Regions from separate parts of the Homo sapiens genome. Here region 2 is linked to region 1. Evidence: chromatin loops called from intact Hi-C (ENCODE). Cell type or tissue: mammary epithelial cell. All regions are shown on one strand. Links, peaks and the distances in the headings refer to the core of each region. The heading gives the core; the rest is flanking DNA. Region 1 has its middle 44 kb from the start of UBE2E2-DT. Region 2 has its middle 220 kb from the start of UBE2E2-DT.

Region 1 (10,029 bases), core at 1,695-6,694:
ACGTTGCAGATTGGATTCTATGGAAAGCAGACTCTGGGAAGAAGCGGGAGAGGGAACCAGGAGTGGGTACGATGAGATGTGAAGCTGCAGTGTGATCGCAGCAAAGTCCTCAGACAACCCATGGTGAGCTTTGAAGCATAAGTGGCCTTTCACAGCTATTCTGAACCTGGGCAGGATGGCTCACACCTGTGGGAGTTTTGGGAGACTGAGGTGGGAGGATCCCTGGAGGCCAGAAGTTTGAGGCCGGACTGGATGAGACCTCATCTCTACAAAAAAGTACAAAAAAGTTGGCTGGGTGTGGTGGCACTCACCTGTAGTCCAGCTATATGGGAAGCTGAGGCAGGATGATAGCTTGAACTTAGGAGCTGGAGGCTGTGATCTCACCACTGCACTACAGCCTGGGCAACAGAGCGAGACTCTGTCTTTAAAAAAAAAAAAAAAAGGCTGTCCAGTTCCTCTATACACACTCACAGCAACCAGTCACTGGATGGAGGCTCTTGCTGGGGAGGGACATGGTCTTGGGTGAGTAGCCCTGTGCTGCTGAGGGCAATTCCTGTGGAGGGCTGTTGTCAGGTGTGCTCCCAGTAGCTGTGGAACTAGATTGTTTAGTTCTGAAAGGGAAATCTGGGCTGCACACCACAGCATCCTCTAGAGACTCACATGACTCTGCCGTACTTGTAAAACAAGTGAGGCAACTCACTATGTCTATTGTCACATTAACTCCCCAGCCTCATATGTACTAGCCTGAGATTACACTTGTTGAAATCCAACCTGTCTTTTAAATATTATTTTGTCAAAATGGCATTATTGAAATACAGTTTACATACTGTACAGTTCACCCATTTACAGTGTATAATTCAGTGACTTTTAGTATATTCACAAATATGTGCAATCATCACCACAGTAAACTTTGGAACAGTTTCATCCCCTCAAAAGAAAACCCATACCCTGTAGGTCCCCCTTTCCCTTCAGCTCTAAGCAACCACAAATCTTTCTGTCTCTATTTCCCCATTCTGGACATTTCATATCAGAATCATATAGTAAGTGGTCTTTTGGGTCTGGCTTCTTTCATTTACCGTAATGTTTTCAAGGTCTATCCATGTTGTAGTGTTTATCAGCACTCCACTCCTTTTTATGGTCAGATAATATTTCGCTATGTGTCCGTACCACATTTGCTTATCTAAATTTGTCAGTCGACGGGTGGTTTGGACTATTTATACCTCTTGGCTATTGTGAATAACACTGCTTAACCTTTGTGTACAGGTGTTTGTATGCGCATTTGCTTTCATTTCTCTTGGGTATACACCTAGGAGTGGAATTGCTGAGTCATAAGATAAAGCTATGTTTAAATATGTGGGGAATTCCCAGATCTTTTTCCAGAGTTGCCGCTTCGAAAATGCCACTTTTCTATGAATTTGACAACTACCTGCCTGCCTCCTAAGTCCCCTCCTTTCATTGCAATTAAATGTTCTATTTCTATATTGCTTTAGCACTCTCTGTTACCCTTGTTTCATGCTCAGCCTTGTGATGTTGTTGCGGTGGACATCTGTTTTTTACATGCACCCATTCCCCTTCTTGAATGACATCCTCTTTTCTTAGTGAAAACATCCCTCCCATACTTTCAGTCTACTGGCCTGGCCAAGTAAGATGTTCTATCACTGTAGTCATGGAGAGTGAGTCGGGGGTGAGCATGTGACCCCAGTTAGGTTAAATTAGCGTCAGTTCTGGGACTTTTGTTGGAAAAAATGGGCAAGGACTCTATTTCCACACTAGTTCCTAAGCTGGTGATATGTATGCCTAGAACTATTGGTGACCTTCTTACCACCATAAGGTGAGAACTGCCTTGAGAGTGAAATTAATCAAAGAAAAGGAAAGCCCCAATATGGAATGAGACAGATTGCCTGTTGATTTTGTTTGACTCAGTCATACCTGACATCTACAACTAGAACATTCAGTTACCTCCAATAACTTCCCCACACATAAGTTCTTATGTAACTTCTGTCATTTGTAATGCTAAGAATCCCAGTCAATAGAGTGTTAATAGTGTATTCCTCCCTCCACTGGATTTGAAGCTTCTGAAGGTAGGGACCATGTCTTTCTCATTTGAGCGTGATGCTGGCACGTAGAAATTGCTAATAGACAGTTGCTGAGTAATTGAATGAATGAATGAATGAAGAATGAGTGTATATTTTGCTATGCTTGAAACCACATCCTATCATTTATGTCCAGCAATAGGGCTTTGCCTTCATTCAGAAAGAGACTGAGTTTTCCTGTGTGTGTGCATGCACATGTGTGTGCATGTGTGTGTATGTGTGTGTGTGTGTGTTTTCCTTTATGTTCAAGACTGAATTAAGCAATCTCACATGGGGAGTTGGGTACCTATCAAAGAACTTTAGTGCCTCTCTTTAAGGTCCTACTGTAGACCTCTCCTCACATGCTCTTGAGGAAAACTGAGCTACTTTTGTTTTCACAGAGCAATCAATGTAGCTTCATAAATAGGTTGTCTGTCACTTTATGTTGTTTATTTCTACATAATTGACTTTTGGGATATGGAAATGAAGATCTGGCTTTTTCATTACTTGAGAAAATGAATTTATTTTTTGATTCCAACTCTTTAAATATATACAACAAAATTATTTAAGAAATAAGTAGGTGTTTTCATAAGGAAGGTTATGTGGTAGAATAAATTCAGAGATATGTAGGAGAGGATAAGTGTAGCCAAAAAAATAAAAAGCCATTGTGAATAACAGGAACATCTGGAGTGTAGACTTTGGTAATTTTTGGTACTATCATTTGCATTTTAAATGGGTGAGCAATAAAACAGCATCTATTCATATGTCTCTATCTAGCTTGACTTAAAGTACACATTTATGATTTCAGCCAGAAAGCTGAAAAATACTTCAAAGCACCGTAATAGTCCACTTCTCCACCCTGAAACACATCATGCTCAGGCAAAGTAGGGGCTTTGTGGGGGCAGTAGCTACAGAAAAGCTGCTACATGAAACCCTGGGACTAAAGACTTGGGTTTGAATCTTTTATTTATTTTTATTTATTTATTTATTTATTTATTTATTTTTTTAGATGGAGTCTCGCTCTTTGCCCAGGCTGGAGTGCAGTGGCGTGATCTTGGCTCACTGCAACCTCTGCCCCCTGAGTAGCTGGGATTACAGGTGCCTGCCACCACACCTGGCTAATTATTGTGTTTTTAGTAGAGACAGGGTTTCACCATGTTGGCCAGGCTGGTCTCAAACCCCTGACCTCAGGTGATCCTCTAGCCTTGGCCTCCCAAAGTGTGGGGATTACTGGCATGAGCCACTGCGCCTGACCAGGTTTGAATCTTTTTATCTTCACAAAACTGAGATCTTTATTGTCTGCCATATTTAGCTGTGCTCTGTTGACTTAAGAGGACAGAACAGACAGAGCATTTGGAAAGGGATTGTTCTGCCTCCTATTTGCCAGATTATATTTTTTCCTTTCTAACTGATGCATGAAAATTTTATCCTTTGGAAAGTAAATGTCCCAGAAGAATATGATCTAACCCTAGTGACTCATTTGAGAGATTCTTTAAAGTAAAGGAGTGTTTCCTAAAATAGAAGGGGATTTCACTTTGAGGGCAAGAAGGTTTTCCCTCTTTATCCTTAGTCATAGAGGTTATGCTGTCCCTGACACGTCATTACTTCCCTCCTGTTCCTCTTCCTTAGATTTAAAACAAACCGGGGAATATCCTCATTATCTAAAACATTTTCTCTGTGCATTTGATTAAAAGCTGGTATTTTCTGTTGATAAAAAAAAATTAGGACTGTAGTAGTCCAACATAGACACTGCTTATGGGGTAAATCTAGGGGACAGATCCTTATATTAAAAGGGATGGTGAGAACCCTGCTGGCTCTTGCTTGTGGTAGAAGAACAACCTCAGCAGATAAGAGCTTCACACCTTATAGCTATATTAGAATGTATTTTCTCTTTTCTTTTCTTTTTGACAGAGTCTCTCTCTGTTACCCACGCTGGAATGCAATGGGTCAATCTCAGCTCACTGCAAACTCCACCTCCTGGGTTCAAGCGATTCTCTTGCCTCAGCCTCCTGAGGAGCTTTGATTACAGGTGCCTGCCACCATGCCCAGCTAATTTTTTTATTTTTAGTAGAGATGGGGTTTCTCCATGTTGGCCAGGCTGGTCTCAAACTCCTGATCTCAAGTGATCTACCCATCTCAGCTTCCCAAAGTGCTGGGATTACAGGCTTGAGCCAAGGCGTCCAGCCTAGATGGTATGTTCTGAGCAGTGTTTGATAAATCAGGGGTCCCCAACCCCCGGAACATGCACCGGTACTGGTCCGTGGTCTGTTAGGAAGTGGGCCACACAGCAGGAGGTGAGCGGCAGGCACGCAAGCGTTACCACCTGAAGTTTGCCTCCTGTCAGATCAGCAGTGGCATTAGATTCTCATAGGAGCACAAACCGCATTGTGAACTGTGCATTTGAGGGATCTAGGTTATGTGCTCCTTATGAGAATTGAACTAATGCCTGATGATCTGAGGTGGGACAGTTGCATCTTGAAACTATCCCCCACACCCCAGCCCCCCATCCATGGAAAAATTGTCTTCCGTGAGACTGCTGCGCCAAAAAGATCGGGGACCGCTACTATAAACCGTTCTGCCCTCGTGGGAATAGTGTATAGATACCTATATTGCCAAGACTTTATTTTCTTACCCTTTCTTATGTACTTATCAAACATACTTAGACTCCTTTCTACTTATTCTCACATCAGCTTCATGTCTTTAACCAGCTATGCAAGATTTGGAAGGTCTTTATACATTCTTGGGCTTCAGTTTACTTTGTAATGTTGGGTACCCTATCTTTAAAATCTTTATCAGCTCTAAAATTCTATAGTTCCTTATCTATGCTTCTGTTTTCTAATGCATTTGACTCTGGTCTTAATTCTTAAGCTAATCTTTTATTTAGCCTTCATTTGAGATAAATGTCACAAGCAGAGAGGGCAGGAAATGGCATCTTGATGTCTTAAGTAGAGAAATTAGAAGCTCATAAATCTCAATGAACCTTGAATTAATTAGTGGAGAAGTTACCTTTATATCATTGTGCCTCAGATGATTTGGGGTCAAAGAAGGAATACTGGGGGTATAATTATGAATGCTATACATATAAGTGCAAGGATAGTGGCAACATTTTTGATTGACTGTTATATAAAAAACACTCTTGGCATTGCAGTGCCTCTTATTAAGGTTAGAGTATTGTGAGTTTTACTAGAAGTCTGAGTGTGTTTAATGCTGGCAATACTGAAATCAACTCCATCATAAATTTAAAGTGAGGACACCATTTATTCTAGGGGCTTCTGCAAACCCAAATATAGTCATCACTTATTCCTATTTAAAACTTCATGTGTCCTAACAATATTCATACATCACTGCGGCAACATTGCCATTCAACCCTCAGGTCAGTCAGTACTTTAAAACCACGACAAAATTTCTAAATAAAAAATTATATCGATAATTGTAAGATTTGAAAGAGAAAAATAACTTTTAGATGAGAAGGAAAATGAGCTCTTTACTTTCTTCTTGCCCCATTGTTGCCTTTATTAAATAACCCTTCTGATTTCATTGTATAATGATACAATATTAGAAAATAATTGATATGGTTTGGACAATTATATAAACATTAACACAAGTTGAGACAGTTATTTTGAATAATTTCTGGATCTAATTATAAAATGCTGAAAGGAAATTATAAGCATTAAGACAAAGTTGAGACAGTTATTTTGAATTATGTCTACACTGAATCATAAAATACTGAAAGCAAATATAGACACAGGTTCATTCTTTAATGTAGAACATTATAGGCTGCTTGATGGTCAGAAAACCACAAGTTTAAGTTTATCTGCAAAGTAAGTTGTAGTAATTGTTAAGGTCAATGGTTCATATTTTAAACAATCTGAGAATGTGGTAAGTATTTAGCAAGCTAGTGTTTAAAAACACTCATAAATATGTATTCCTAGAATATAGCTATTAAAGAAAGTCTTGTCAACTTTCATGCACTTTTATGACAGATTGTTTTTCATTTGCACACAAAGGATACATGGCTGGTTCAAAGCTCAGAACAGTTCAATAGCAGTTATATGATACCATGACAAGTTCTATCCAAGCTTGTTTAAACATATTCCTCAGGGAATGCTTCAAAGAATGGCACACAGTTACAACTGGAAGAAACTGCTTTATTAATAGTTGGCAATTTTTACAAATTCCAGGCATGTTGCACAGACTCTGCTCAACCGAGCCATCGATTATAGTTAACATCCGTCTCTAAAACAAGTGCTTAAATCTTGTACAAGTATTAAAAAAAATACTTTCATGCAAGCCAAGTTTTATCTTACATAAATTATCTTACATAACTTGACGTTAAACAAAGAGGAGCAATGTGAAATATAAGAAATTCCATATCCGATTAAGAACTTGGTACTCCCTTTTACCAAAGTGTGAATAAGGGTTCCAGCTCAGGGTCTTTTCAACACCCCTCCAGGCGAGAGAGAACTTTTAATCTTCTGTTTCTCCTTTTCTCCTTCATTCTCATTTCTCCTTTCTTACCATGTATTCTATTTTCTTTCCCATGATGTTCTATTTCTCCTTCCTTTGTTGTTTATTTCCTCTTTTTTCTCCCTCCTTGCATTTATTTTCTTCCCTCCATACTCTCAATTCTCCCTTTTATCACCCTGCCAATGTCAAAATCATTACATGCTAATCGAGCCAAATAAATTGCAACTGCAAGGACATGACCTGATGTCTACAGCAGAAAATGTTTAAATTATGAATTTTCCTTTTGTTTATACAGGCAATTACAAGAAATTAAATGTTAACTTTGAAGTCAATCCTTAATCAGAGGTGTTTTTACATAAAACCACTACATATAAAATGCAGAGTGCAATTACATTAAAAAAAACTATTTCATTTCATTTACTAGTAGCCACTAATGGCTCTTTAGACTCAGCCTATTAGGTAAATGAGCAAACAGTTAGCTTATTTGTTTGAAGTATAAGTAGCAGATAATTCATGAATAAGTAAATTATACTTTCTTGCTGTGGTATATTAACAGGATGATTTTATATTATTTTATTTTTAATTGACAATAATTATACTTATTCAAAGGGTACATAATGATGTCTCCATATATATACAGTGATCAGACCAGGGTAATTAGCATGTCCATTATCTCCAATGTTTATCGTTTATTTGTTTTGGGAACATTCAATATGTTCCTCCTAGCTGTGTGAAACTGAATATTATTAACTGTAGTCATCCTACAGTGGTATAGAGTACTAGAACTTATTTCTCCTATCTAGCTGTAATTTTATAACCTTTAACAAATCTCTCCCTATTCACTCCTTCCCCCATCCTTTCCAACCTTTGGTATCTTCTGTTCTACTCTTTTACTTCTATGAGATCACCTTATTTTAGGGTCCACGTGTGAATGAGAACATGCAGGGTTTAACTTTCTGTCCCTGGTTTATTTCATATAACATAATATCTTCCTGTTCCATCTAAGTTGCTGAGAATGACTGGATTTCCTTCTTTGTTATGGTGGAATAGCCACTGTGTATATATACTACATTTTCTTTATCCATTCGTCTATTGTTGGACACCTAGGTTGATCCTGTATCTTGTGAATAGTGCTGCAATAAACATGGGGGTACAGATGTTTCTTTGGTATAATTGTTTCCTTTCCTTTGGATAAATTCCCAGTAGTCGGATTGCTGAATCATATAGTAGCTCTATTTGTAGTTTTTTGAGGAGCCTCCATACTGTTTTCCATAGTGGCTGTGGTAGTTTACATTCCTACTGACAGTGTGTAAGAGTTCCCTTTTCTCTGCATCCTTGCCAGCATTAGTTATTTTTTGTCTTTTTGATAAATAGCCATCCTAACTGGGGTGAGATGATACCTCACTGTGGTTTTGATTTCCCTGACAATTAACGATATTGATAATTTTTTCATGTATTTGTTGACTATCTGTATGTCTTCTGAGAAGTGTCTGTTCAGATCATTTGCCCATTTTTTTTAGTTGGATTGTTTGTTTTTGCTGTTGATGTTTGAGTTCCTTATATATTTTGGATATTAATCCCCTATAGGATGAGTAGTTTGCAAATATTTTCTCCAGTTCTCTGGGTTGTCTTTGCTGTGCAGAAGCTTTTTAGTTTGCTATAATCCTATTTGTTTATTTTTGCTTTTGTTGCCTATGCTTTTGAGGTCTTATTCATAAAATCTTTTCCCAGACCAAGGTCTTAAAACATTTCTTCTATGTTTTCTTCTAGTAGTTTTATCATTTTGGGTCTTATCCTTAGGTGGTTGATCCATTTTGAGTCGGTTTTTATATAGAGGAAGGGCAGGTCTAGTTTCATTCTTCTGCATACAGATATCCAATTTTCCAAGCACCATTTCACCTTTGTAAAAAAATCAGTTGGCTGTAGATACTTGGATTAATTTCTGCGTTCTCTATTCTGTCCCATTAGTCTATGTGTCTTGTTTTATGCCAGTACCATGCTGTTTTGGTTACTACAGCTTTGTAGTATACTTTGAAGTCTGGTAGTGTGACACTGCCGGCTTTATTTTTTTGGATTACTTTGGCTATTCTGGGTCTTTTGTGGGTTGACATAAATTTTAGCATTTTTTTCTGTTTCTGTGAAGATGTCATTGGTATTTTGATAGGAATTACATTCAATTGCTTTGTGTAGTATTGCCATTTTAACAATATTTATTCTTCCAATTCATGAGCATATGATGTCTTTCCATTTGACTTTTAGCCTCTTCAGTTTCTTTCATCAGTATTTTGTAGTTTCCCTTGTAGAGGTTTTTACCTCCTTGGTTAAATGTATTCCTAGGTAACTTATAAATGAAATTGCCATCTTGATTTCCTTTTCAGATAGTCTGTTGTTTATATATAGAAATGCTACCTTTTTTTTTTTTTTTTTTTTTTTGAGACAGAGTCTCACTCTGTTGCCCAGGGTGGAGTGCAGTAATATGGTCATAGCTCACTGCAGTCTCCACCTCCTGGGCTCAAACAATCCTCCACTTCAGCCTCCTGAGTAGCTGGGACTACAGGTGTGCACCACCACACCTGGCTAATTTTTGTATTCTTTGTAGAGACAGGATTTCATCATGTTGCCCAGGCTGGTCTCAAACTCCTGGGCTCAAGTGATCTGTCTGCCGTGGCCTGACAAAGTGCTGGGATTATAGGTGTGAACCCCTGCACCTGGCCAGGAAGCTTTTAAAGTAGCAATATCTCAAATCTATAACAAATTTATTTCCTTTAAAATGAAACAATATAAAAACTGAACAACAAGGCCTGAAGTTGTTCTGTGCAAGCCAATCATTGGAATCAATCAGGTCAAAACAACCTCACCTCATTGAAAGAAAATATAGCTGATGTATTGTTTGAATATGTTCTCCAAAGTTCATGTGTTGGATATGTAATCTTCAATGCAGCAGTTTTGGGAAGTGGGGCCTCATAAAGGAAGATTAGGTTGTGAGGCATATATATATATATATATATATATATATCATATATAATCATATATATAACATATATAGCATATATATAACATATGTATGATATATGTCATATATAACATATGTATGATATATGTCGTATATAACATATGTATGATATATGTCGTATATAACATATGTATGATATATGTCGTATATAACATATGTATGATATATGTCATATATAACATATATGGGGTTGCCTTTGTTGTGCAGAAGCTTTTTAGTTTGCTATAATTCTATTTGTTTATTTTTGCTTTTATATATATCATATATATAACATATATATGTTATCTTATTTTCCCTTATTTTTTTTGTAGAGCATTCTGTATTGCATTTTACTTGTAAACATTATTTTTGCTTCAAAATATCTCCTGGGAATAAATTTATATCATCAGTTCATAGAGGTTGTCCTCATTCTTTTAATAGCTTCATGGTACTCCATTGTGACAATATGTCACAGTTTATTCAACCAATATTCTATGC
Region 2 (10,029 bases), core at 1,764-6,763, 180 kb after region 1:
CATCCTAGAAGTGCTGCCCTATTCTAGGCTGGGTTCTTTGCTTTCCACAACCTTGACATTTCATTCAGTGTAGAAATGATCATGTAACCAAACCCACAAGACTGATGTATATTAATCGAGATCTCAGTCTGTTCATTGACAATGAAAAGTATAACTGGCAAGCAGATAAGAAATTTCTATTAGCTGATTAGTGTGTTCCTACCTCTTTAGGAAAACATGAGTGGGAAACCAGTGTTTAAATCAAAAATTGTTTAGTAGATCTCGATGAAGAGAGAGAGAGCAAGTGTCGTTGAGCCATGAGAATTGGAGGCTCCACCTTCCTCCTGGCCCCCAGCTGCCAAGCTGACTGGATATTTGCATTTAGGGGCTGCAGTAGTCTTTTCCCTGGATGGAGGAACCTACTAAAAAATCCTTGTCTTTTGACTTCCCGCTTACAAGGAAGTCAGCCCACCCCAATGCATTCAGTTCCTACTACTAACAGGATTTATTCAGGCAAGGCAAAATAAAACTGTCTATTTTAATATAAAATTCTCATGTTAGAATTATAATCTAGTAAGACTACTGTCACACTGTTCATCCTGGATGCCTTGATTGGACTTGAGAGTATTTTCAAATCCCTGCAGCCCACATTTTTCTTGAATTAATTTCTACATTTAGCTAATCTCATCCATTATGTATTAACTCTTATTAGCTTCATTCTTAGAAAATGGCAACATTATTTATAGGTTTTGAGGGCTCAGAACTTTCTAATGTTAGCATAGTTTGGGGGCACTTGGTTCACTGCTACACTCCCTGTAAATACTACTTGATAATTGTCCCTTAAGCTGTGCCTTTTAGACCATTAGTCCCATGTATTGTGTGTCATAAATTCATATTAGTGGGTTCTCACTGGCAGCTTGAAAAATGAAATAGAAAATATTGGAATGCATGGCACATTGTGAGGTAAATATTATTTTATATGTATCCTCTGTGTTAGGTTGTAAAATGTTTTTTGAGTGTGGATTGTGGTTCAAATAATTTGTTAACCACTCCCTAGAACATAGAGCTTTACCCTCTGTCTTAAAGAACAAGATATTCTTTGTGTATGAAGGTGTTAGACATTTATTTGCCTAAAACCTTGGCCATGTTATTTAGAGGAGAGTATATACTCTACATCAGAGACCTGCAGAAATGTCTCATACCAGGGAGTGTGTGACAAGAGCAAAGGTTAAAAAATAGGTACAAGGCATATAAAGCACAATGTGGCATGAGAAATCTGCTGGGAGAAGAGATAATAGAACACGTGGACCCTGGCTGGTCACTGCTTCTCTGTTGCTCAAGGCTGTCTTTTGTACCTGGAGCTTGGGTTCCTGACTGTTAAAGCTGAGCTGTGCTGAATGTACCAAATTCCAGTGAATACAGGTCCACAGTGACCCTTGCTCAGAGTCAACCAGTCAGAACAAACTAAGACATTTTCACATGAAATTCTAATTTTCTTAAGAAATTGCTTTCATAAGCATAAAAATGCAGCATATATTTGGGTACTCCAAGATACTAAGTGTTTGGAAGACTCTTAGAGGTACAAATACATTTTAATTTCTTTTTTTCTGAGGTCCAGTTTATTTCCTGTGGCTAATGTGTCTGTGGATGGGAGGTGCTGAGTATTTGAAAATGTCAGACTGCATTATTCATCCTTAAGTTTACCCATCCAGTTGTCTGTCCATCTCTCTGTCTATCCATCCACTCCTTGTTGAGCACCTATGTGCTCTGTGCAAGCAGTTTGCCCTCACATTATGTATGTGTTAGGAAATCTCGGGTTGGAAGGGCATTAAAAAGTTATTTGATATCATTCTTATTAGATGTATGCATCTTCTCTGTAGATCTCCTGGCAGGTGATAATTCAGTTTTTTGCAATCATAGGAATACACCCCCTCTAAGAAAGTTCTTCCTTGTGTTAAACTAAAACCTGCTTTCCTCTAGCTCCTCTCAGAAGACTCTTATCTTAGCCCCCCAGCCAAAGATACTGAAGAGGCACCCATTGCCTACTTGCCCACTCTAGTTTCCTAGCCAGTTCTTCAATTGGCTGGTTTCTGAGCCAATCCTAAACTAACTTGATGGCACCTTAGGATTTGCATTCCCATCAGATCACAGAATCAAGACCATATCTGACATATCTGATGTGTGGTAGGTCTAAGGTGTGCCCTCATTCCAAACTATACCATTTAAACCCACACTCTGGGTGCATAATCCTTGTACCTTTGCTTTCTCTGGTTTTGGGTGGTTACTCCAGGATCCCTCTTGGATTGATATCCATTCTGAATCTCATCTTAACTGGGGTCTTGAAAGCCTTCTAGCCTTATGCTGATCTGCTCTCTCCAGACATTGGATCGATAGGATCTTATTCAACCTGAATGGTCTTCCCCCGGCACTACAATGCCCAGCAGATGAAACCCTTGGGAACTGATGTCATCTGAAAATGAACCTGAGCTTACTTCCTTGAGGCGAGTTCTAATGCCAAATGAGCTCTACAACTTTGGCACTTTCTTCTCTGTCGGGTCTTATCTTTAAGGTTCCAACCTGCTTCTCAGTGAAACGTTTCAAGTTATGGATATCAGTATTAATTCTGCATATTGGTTATAATTATAACCCATGGGACCATGCATATGATAGCTTTTAATATATTTGAATATGGTTACTGTTTCAACTATTTCTTGCTGCATAACAAACCACCTCAACACTCAGTGGCTTAACACAACAACTATATCTTATTTGCTAGTGATTTTGCAAAAGCCCAGTGGGGAAAGCTCATTTTTACTTCATATGGCATCAGGCGGGGTGGCTTGAGGAGTTAAGGCTCTACTGCAAGTGGCTCATTTACATGGGCTGGCAAGTCTATGCTACCTATTGGCAGGGAACTCAGCCTCACTTGCTGGCTGGGTGCCTTAATTCTGCCACATGTAGACCTATCCTTGTAGCTGCTTGGGCTTCCTTCTAGCATGGTGGAAGAAAAAGCAAGTGAAAGTTGTCAGTCTTCTTAAAGACTGGACCTGGTACTATTACAGTATCACTTTCTCTTCATTCTTTTGGTCAAAGTGGTCACAGATTCAGCCCAGATTCTAGGGCTGGACAAATAATTCCACTTCCTAATGGAGGGAAGTGACAAAGATTTTCAGCCATCTATAATTCACTGCAGTTACCATAGGCACATTTTGTGCTGTCCACCTTGATTCACCCCTCATTCCCCCTTCTTCAGTCTTTTTTATTGCCTAGGCTAAAAATTCCTTGTTACTTTCCCACTACTTATGTGACAACAATTCAAGTCTTATCAATATATAAACATCATTTACTTTCTAAACAATAATTATAGTCATGGCAGGAATTGAGACAGGTGCTAGTGATACTTAGATGACTAAAATATGGATCCTGTCCTTAAGGAACTCATAGATTAAAAACATAACATTTTTTTCCCTCTGATATAATTCTAATCTTCCCCCCGCCAATAAGCATCTCACCAAAAACTTCATGACATATTTTTAAATGTAAGCTTATTATGGAGAATAAAACATGATTTCCATCTTCTTCCTGTTAAAGCTTATGTGTTTTTCGATGCAACCCAAGGTCAAGTTAACTTCTTTAAGAGTTATATTTCACTGTTGGTTGACACTGAGCTTATTGATGATTATGACCCTAAGGCTGACTTTTCTAATGTCCTGCTGGTATGGCATGGTTCCTCTATCTTGTACTTGGAAAGCTAAATTTTAGATTCAATTTGTCTATTTAATAGTTGTCCTTGTAAAGTTTTACCCTATTATGCCTAAATTACTGCTATAGCCTATCAAGATGATTTAGATCCTAATCTGTCATCCAACATACCAATGTTTAGCCAACACAAAGCAATGGCTGTGCCCTTAGGTGTTCAGACAAGTAATTGATAAAAGGCTTAAACAGGCTAGGTGCAGAACCCTGTGACCTGCCACTAGAAATCTTCTAGGATGACAGGGGATTCTTGACTCAATTCTTTCATTGTCCCTGCACCCAGGCCATAACATTTCATTAGATCCAACAGCATATCATTACAAATGTCTTCAAATATCCTGCTGAGATTCAGATACTTTGCATCTACTCATTTCGTAGATATTGTGTTCCAGGAGCCTGGTTGAAGAAGGAAAAACTGTCAAACAAATGTAACATTTTCTTAATGAAAATATACTGTGCCCCAATCAGTACTACTTTATTTTTTAGGTTCTTACTGACTTAAAAAAAATGGTGCAAATCACACCCATTTGAAGAATACAACTTTGATGAGTTTTGACAGAATTATGTGTATATCCTTGAAACCACACTGCACCACAAACACAGAACATTCTATCATCTTCCACGATTTTCTCCTCTTCTTTCCAGTTATTCCTTCCCTCCATCCCCATGCCCCAGCCAACCACTGATCTCCTTTCTGTCATTATAGGTTAGTTGCATTTTCTAGACTTTCATATAAGTGGAATTATGCACGCTGTACTTTTTTGTGTTTGGCTTCCTTTACTCAGTACAATGATTTTGAGATTCACCCGTGTTGTGGCTCTGTCAGTTGTATGTTCCTTTGTACTGCTGAGGGGTATACTGTTGTAGGGATATAACACATTTTGTTTATCCCTTTCCTGTTGGTGGACATTTGTTTCAGTTTTTTTTTGTTATAATGAATAAAGCTGCTATGAATATTCATGTACAAGTCTTGGTGTGGACATGTGTTTTTATTTCTCTTCAGTACCTGGACTACTTCTCCTTTTTTGTTTTTTTGTTTTCCCTTTTACCCAGACTTTTCCTGCCTCAAATTAACATCAGTTTCACCATTTTGCAGCTTCTAAAACCAAACTTACGTCCTATTTTGAAAACAGCAGCAAAAGTTATCCACCTCCAACCTTCTGGTTTCTTTTGATATTCCTCAAAATGTTTTCCATTTACAAGTTCCCTCAATTCTTAGTATATAATTCATCCATTTGGAGAATTTATTCTCTTTTAGCTAGCAAGTTTTGGGGTAAATATTATTGAGGATTTAAAATGTGTGTCAGACTAAGCACTTTATGTACATTATCTAATTTCATGCTTATAACAATCATAAAAGAGAGATACTATTTTTATTTTACTTTTTAACAGATGAAGAAACAGAAACATAGAGAGATGAAGCAACGTGCCTAAATTCTGACAGCTGAGGAACTAAGCTTTCAAGCTACGTGTTTCTTTCTGGAGTTGGAATCCAAACCATTTCACAATATAAGATTGACAGTGGTGATAAGAGAACTGGGCATACAATGTGATGAGTGTTTCTAAGAGAGAAAGATTACTCTGAGTAAGGAAAATGGTGAATTTCCTTGACAAGGAGGTGATAACAAAAGTGGATCTTGGAAACCGGGATGAATTGGATATGCTATAAAGTTCAAATGGAGAGGCACATGAGCAGAAGCCGGAACGGGTGAGGGGTAGGAACAGGTGAGCCATCTAGCTGCCTCAGTATAGAGATCTATGGATTAGTGGGAGGCTGGGAAAAAGCGGCCATGAGAGTAGGTGCCACCAGGGAGAGATTGTAGTCAGACCAAAACTGCGCTTTGAATGCCAGACTAGGGAGCTGACCCTGACTGTAATTGTGATGAATGGCATGAAATGCTTAGGCTGTGCTTTAAGATTAATATGATGTCTTTAAAAGGGGTAAGGCAGTCAAATTAGGAAAGCAAATTAGGAATCTGCTCCACTTAAAAAAAAATGGTAGCAGGAGTCTGAATCATAGTGGTGGCAATGGCAAAGTTTGGACAGAAGAGTCACTAACTCTGGTAAATATTAGACATTCAAATTATTTTTATATCATTTACTGTTTTTGGCTCATCTTGCAGCTGCTTCTCTACATTAATATAAATTAGCTTTAAGTACTTAATTGCGATTATGCCCATTGATATTTTTCTAAGGTACAAACAGAGCTTTCAAATTATGCCATTTGCATGTAAAAGGAATTAAAATGTAAATCAATTAAAATTATCCATTTATTTAACTCATTAAATATGCTGCTTATTATCCTTACTTGGGTAATATTGAGTTAGTATCTTTCAGGTGACATCTCTTTTTGTTGATGTTTAAAAGACTTCATAATGTTTTACAGTTACATAAGCATTTAACAAAAGTAGTTGACTTAATAAAGTTTAAGTATAAAATTGAAGAGCTTACAGAGCACTCACATATATTTTATTCATCGAGGTATAATTTAGATGCCGATCTTAATGCACAGATCTTAAATGCACAGCTTGATGAGTCTGACAAATATATGCATGAACATAACATCACCCCAACAAGATATAGAACACCCCAGAAAGTGCTCTTGTTCTCCCAGCAGTCTATCCCTGCCCCACTCCGATTTGTATCACCATAGATTGTTTTTGACTTCTAGAATTTCACATAAATTGAATGACACAATATGTACTGTTTTACATCTAGCTACTTTCACTGAACATAATGTTTTAGAGATTTGTCCGTGATTCTTGCATGGATCTATGGCTCTTGTCTTTTTATTGCTGAGTGGTGTTCTGGTGTATAAATATGCCACTGTTTAGCCGTTCTCCTGTGGATTTGGGTTGTTTCCAGTTGTGAGCCATGCTGTGTTGCTATGAATATTTTTGTGCAGGTCTTTTTGTTGACATATGGTTCCATTGTTTTAGACAAGTACCTAGGAAAGCAATGGCTAGATCACATGGCAGGTGTATGTTTAACTTTTAAAGAAAGTGCTAAACTGTTTTCCAAAGTGTTTATATTTTTCAATATATTTTAGAGAATGGTTATGGACTTCTTGTTTGTATATAGCCCACCATAAGAATTGATTAAGAATGCAATACTCATGTTAAGCTTTCAATGATATTTCCTGACAATGAGAACTTTGTGATGACAGGTGGCTTTCTTAGCCATCAATACCATTTCCTCTGTAACTATGCTGTAAATTAGGGGTGACCCCTGAGCCTCTGCTAGTAAGAACTTCAGTATCTGGAAGGTGAACATGAAACCCTCCAAGGTGTTTTTAAGTGTTGCCTGAAGGAAAAACATGCTGTAATGTCACATAAGTTAATAATTTTAAGGAGCCTATAGGCCTGATGGCGGAATTAAATGCTTAACAATAATTCAAAAATGGCTTACGGAAACTTAAAAATGTGAATCATTTAGTGAGGCTGAAATTATGCTCCTGACATATATGTGTGACACATGAGAGCAGTTACCTGGGAATTTATTACCAGCTTCTGAGCAAACAAAGCCTGACCTACATTTGACTAAAGTCAGCTGTCTCTGGTTAATCCTATGGGCTTCTTTTTATTAATGTCACAATTGCTAATGTGGTATAACATTGTCATTACTGAATAGCACAGCGGGATGAGCTGCAGCTGTTATTTCTCTTTCTGAACCTACTGAGTCATTAAATCTGAGTTTGGGGGAATACAAGTTGTAAAGATTATTCAAATTCTGATTGAGAAATAGGACTACTGGGAAATTGTAGGTACATAAAGTAAAACTTCTAATCAATCAAGATTCCTTTTTTTTGTGAGGCTTGAATGTTCGGAATTGTTCCTTACATTTAATTTGAAGTCTAATGTCAAGGAAATAGAAGGTGAACGTAAGAAAATAAAAGAACAATAATAATTAGATGTTAATCCTTTTTTTTCTGATGAAAAGTGATATATTATTACTGGGAAAGTATTAGAAAGATAATTTTCCTTCAAAAAATTATAAACATTTTATTTTAAGAATCCTAACATTAAGAAGGATATGCTTTTGTTCTAATCAGCCAGAGAATAGCCAGTTTCTCTATAATAAATCTAAGAGGAATTTTGTTGTATTTTTTTTGTAGCTATTATTTTCAAAAGTTTCTATGTTCTTTTAGAATTCTTACTTTGCCTTTGGTAACCATTAGTACTTTGTAAGGGGTATGATCTTACAGTTCCCAAACAGAGCCAAGGTACCTTGGGGCGCCTTAGAAATATTTGTTTTACAGGAAAGGACAGAGATATTCAATATTTGTTGGAAAACACGTAAAGTACTAGCCTAAGAGAGCTGACAGTTTCTTCAATAGATTACACTGCATTCCTTTCAACAGCGTCATCTATTTTTGAAGCTGGGTTCTTGACAGTTGTTGTGATAAGCAGCAATTACCACACCAAAAGCAATGTGCAAAGGGAAACAAGGGGGACTCCAAAATTTGAGAAGTTGTGCAGTGCCCAATAGATTCACACACTGCAATAGATAGTCGTAGTTATTAGGTTGGGGCAAAAGTAATTGCGGTTTTCGCCATTAAAAGTATGGCCAAATCGTAATTACTTTTGCACCAACCTAATATTTAAGGAAAAAATAAGAAATTTTTTCTTCTTTCAGCTTATGTGTGTAATTTTTTCAAATGGCTACTAAGATGTTAGGACAAAAAAACCCTCAGTAAGTTGTATGGACCTGACTACTTAATAAACAGAACAGTTGGGTATTTCTTTTGGACTGCGCCATTGTGAAAAGATTACAGAGGCAGTGAGGACTCTGTGAAGTCAGATATTTTAGAAACCTCTGGTATAATCTCTTAATGTGCTTTTGAAGTTATTTTTAATAAAGTTGAGAGCAACAGAGCTCAGCACTGGCATTTCTGAAACTCTTTTCTTCTAGATGGTATTTTGGAAGTCAGCCTTCTGCAGTGGTATTAGATGGTTGACTAAGCAAAAAATTTAAATTGAAAAAGCCTGTCTTTTGTATCATACCCCACAGATGTAGAAGTCTAGCTACTTGAACTGCCAGCCTTACCCCTTTACTTAAAGTGTGATCTGTGGACCAGCAGCTGATAAAGGCAGAGTCTCAGGCCCCACCCCAGACCTGTTGAGTCAGAACCTGCTTACAACAGACTACAGGTGATTCAGGTGTGCATTAAAGTTGGGGAAGCGCTGCCCTACCACTCATGTTTCATCCCACCTCAGCCTCCTTAGGTGGAATCCCTCATTCTCTTCGAATGCGTCTTTAAAAATGATTTTCCCTGTGACCTATTTGTTTCGGGTTTTACTATTTACCAGTTAAACTAGGCCTTCCTAATGAATAAATGCCTGATGGTAGTTGAAATGTGCTGTCATTTCCCAGGTAACCTAAGAATTTTGGAAGAAGCTTCATTTAAATCATTATCTAACCCATGGTTTAAAAAATATCTGACTGTAATGGTCTGAACGTTTGCGTCACTCCTTTTCCCAAGTCCGTAAGTTGAAGCTCACAGTGTAATGGATATTTGAAGATGGGTCCTTTGGAAAGGTAATTAGGGTTAGAAGAGGTCACGACGGTAGGACCATCATGATGTGTTGTACCCTTCTAAGAAGAGACACTAGAGAGACCTAAACCTGCCTGTCCCCAGGGAGAACCAAGACGAGGTCCCATGAGCACACAGGGAGATGGTGGCTGCCTACAAACCAAGAGAAGAAGGCTTCAGTGAAACTTTCCTTGCCAGCACCTTGATCTTGAACTTAGAACTGTGAACTGTGAGAAATAAATGTCTGCTTTTAAAGCCATCCAGTCAATGGTGTTTTGCTATGGCAGCCCGAGCTAAGACACTGACTATAACCACCTCCTGGCACTCTTGGGGGCCCTGCATATTCTGATCCAGTGGTTCTGTGGCTCAGAAATCTGTTTATACACAGTCCACCTAATGAGTATTATGATGAGACATTTTACTAACCCACTACTTCCCAAATTTAACCTGATTATTGGAACCACCTGAAGACTTGTTGTGAATTCCCAGGACCCTCCTGGGAGCATCTGATTCAGTGTGCTTGGGATGGGACCTTAGGAATCTGTGTTTTTAACAAGCATCCTAGATGATTCTGATAATGAGGTAATTTGGGGAAAATTTTTTAAACCCAAGTAATAAAATTATTGGAATTGTGAACACTTGTTGTATATGGGCAGGGAAATATTGTGGGCTTCTTGATTTATGGGATCCTCCTACTGAGGTGGCTCCAGGAAAAGCTATGAAGCTGGCAATGTTTATTTTTCAGGCCCTTCCAGCTTCCC

What was found. Hi-C counts contacts between places; a loop is a spot of excess contacts. Peaks named below come from ENCODE experiments on the same cell type or tissue, not always from the same donor. Only the 100,000 strongest peaks of a DNase experiment are listed, where the experiment ranks them.
Region 2: it touches region 1 in a loop (2.3-fold over the local background); 1 of 110 quality-filtered maps calls a loop at or near these places.

What each region holds. Positions count from the first base shown.
Region 1 is chr3:23,153,652-23,163,680 of GRCh38, reverse strand. No RefSeq gene overlaps it. Among named protein-coding and RNA genes, the nearest start is that of UBE2E2-DT, 44 kb to the left of the region's middle. RefSeq lists enhancers at 1,343-1,492, 1,603-1,862. In mammary epithelial cell, for the core only: no CTCF peak of the experiment used is centred there; a DNase peak (open chromatin) is centred at 3,600.
Region 2 is chr3:22,978,626-22,988,654 of GRCh38, reverse strand. No RefSeq gene overlaps it. Among named protein-coding and RNA genes, the nearest start is that of UBE2E2-DT, 220 kb to the left of the region's middle. In mammary epithelial cell, for the core only: no CTCF peak of the experiment used is centred there; no DNase peak of the experiment used is centred there; H3K27me3 peaks cover 849 bases.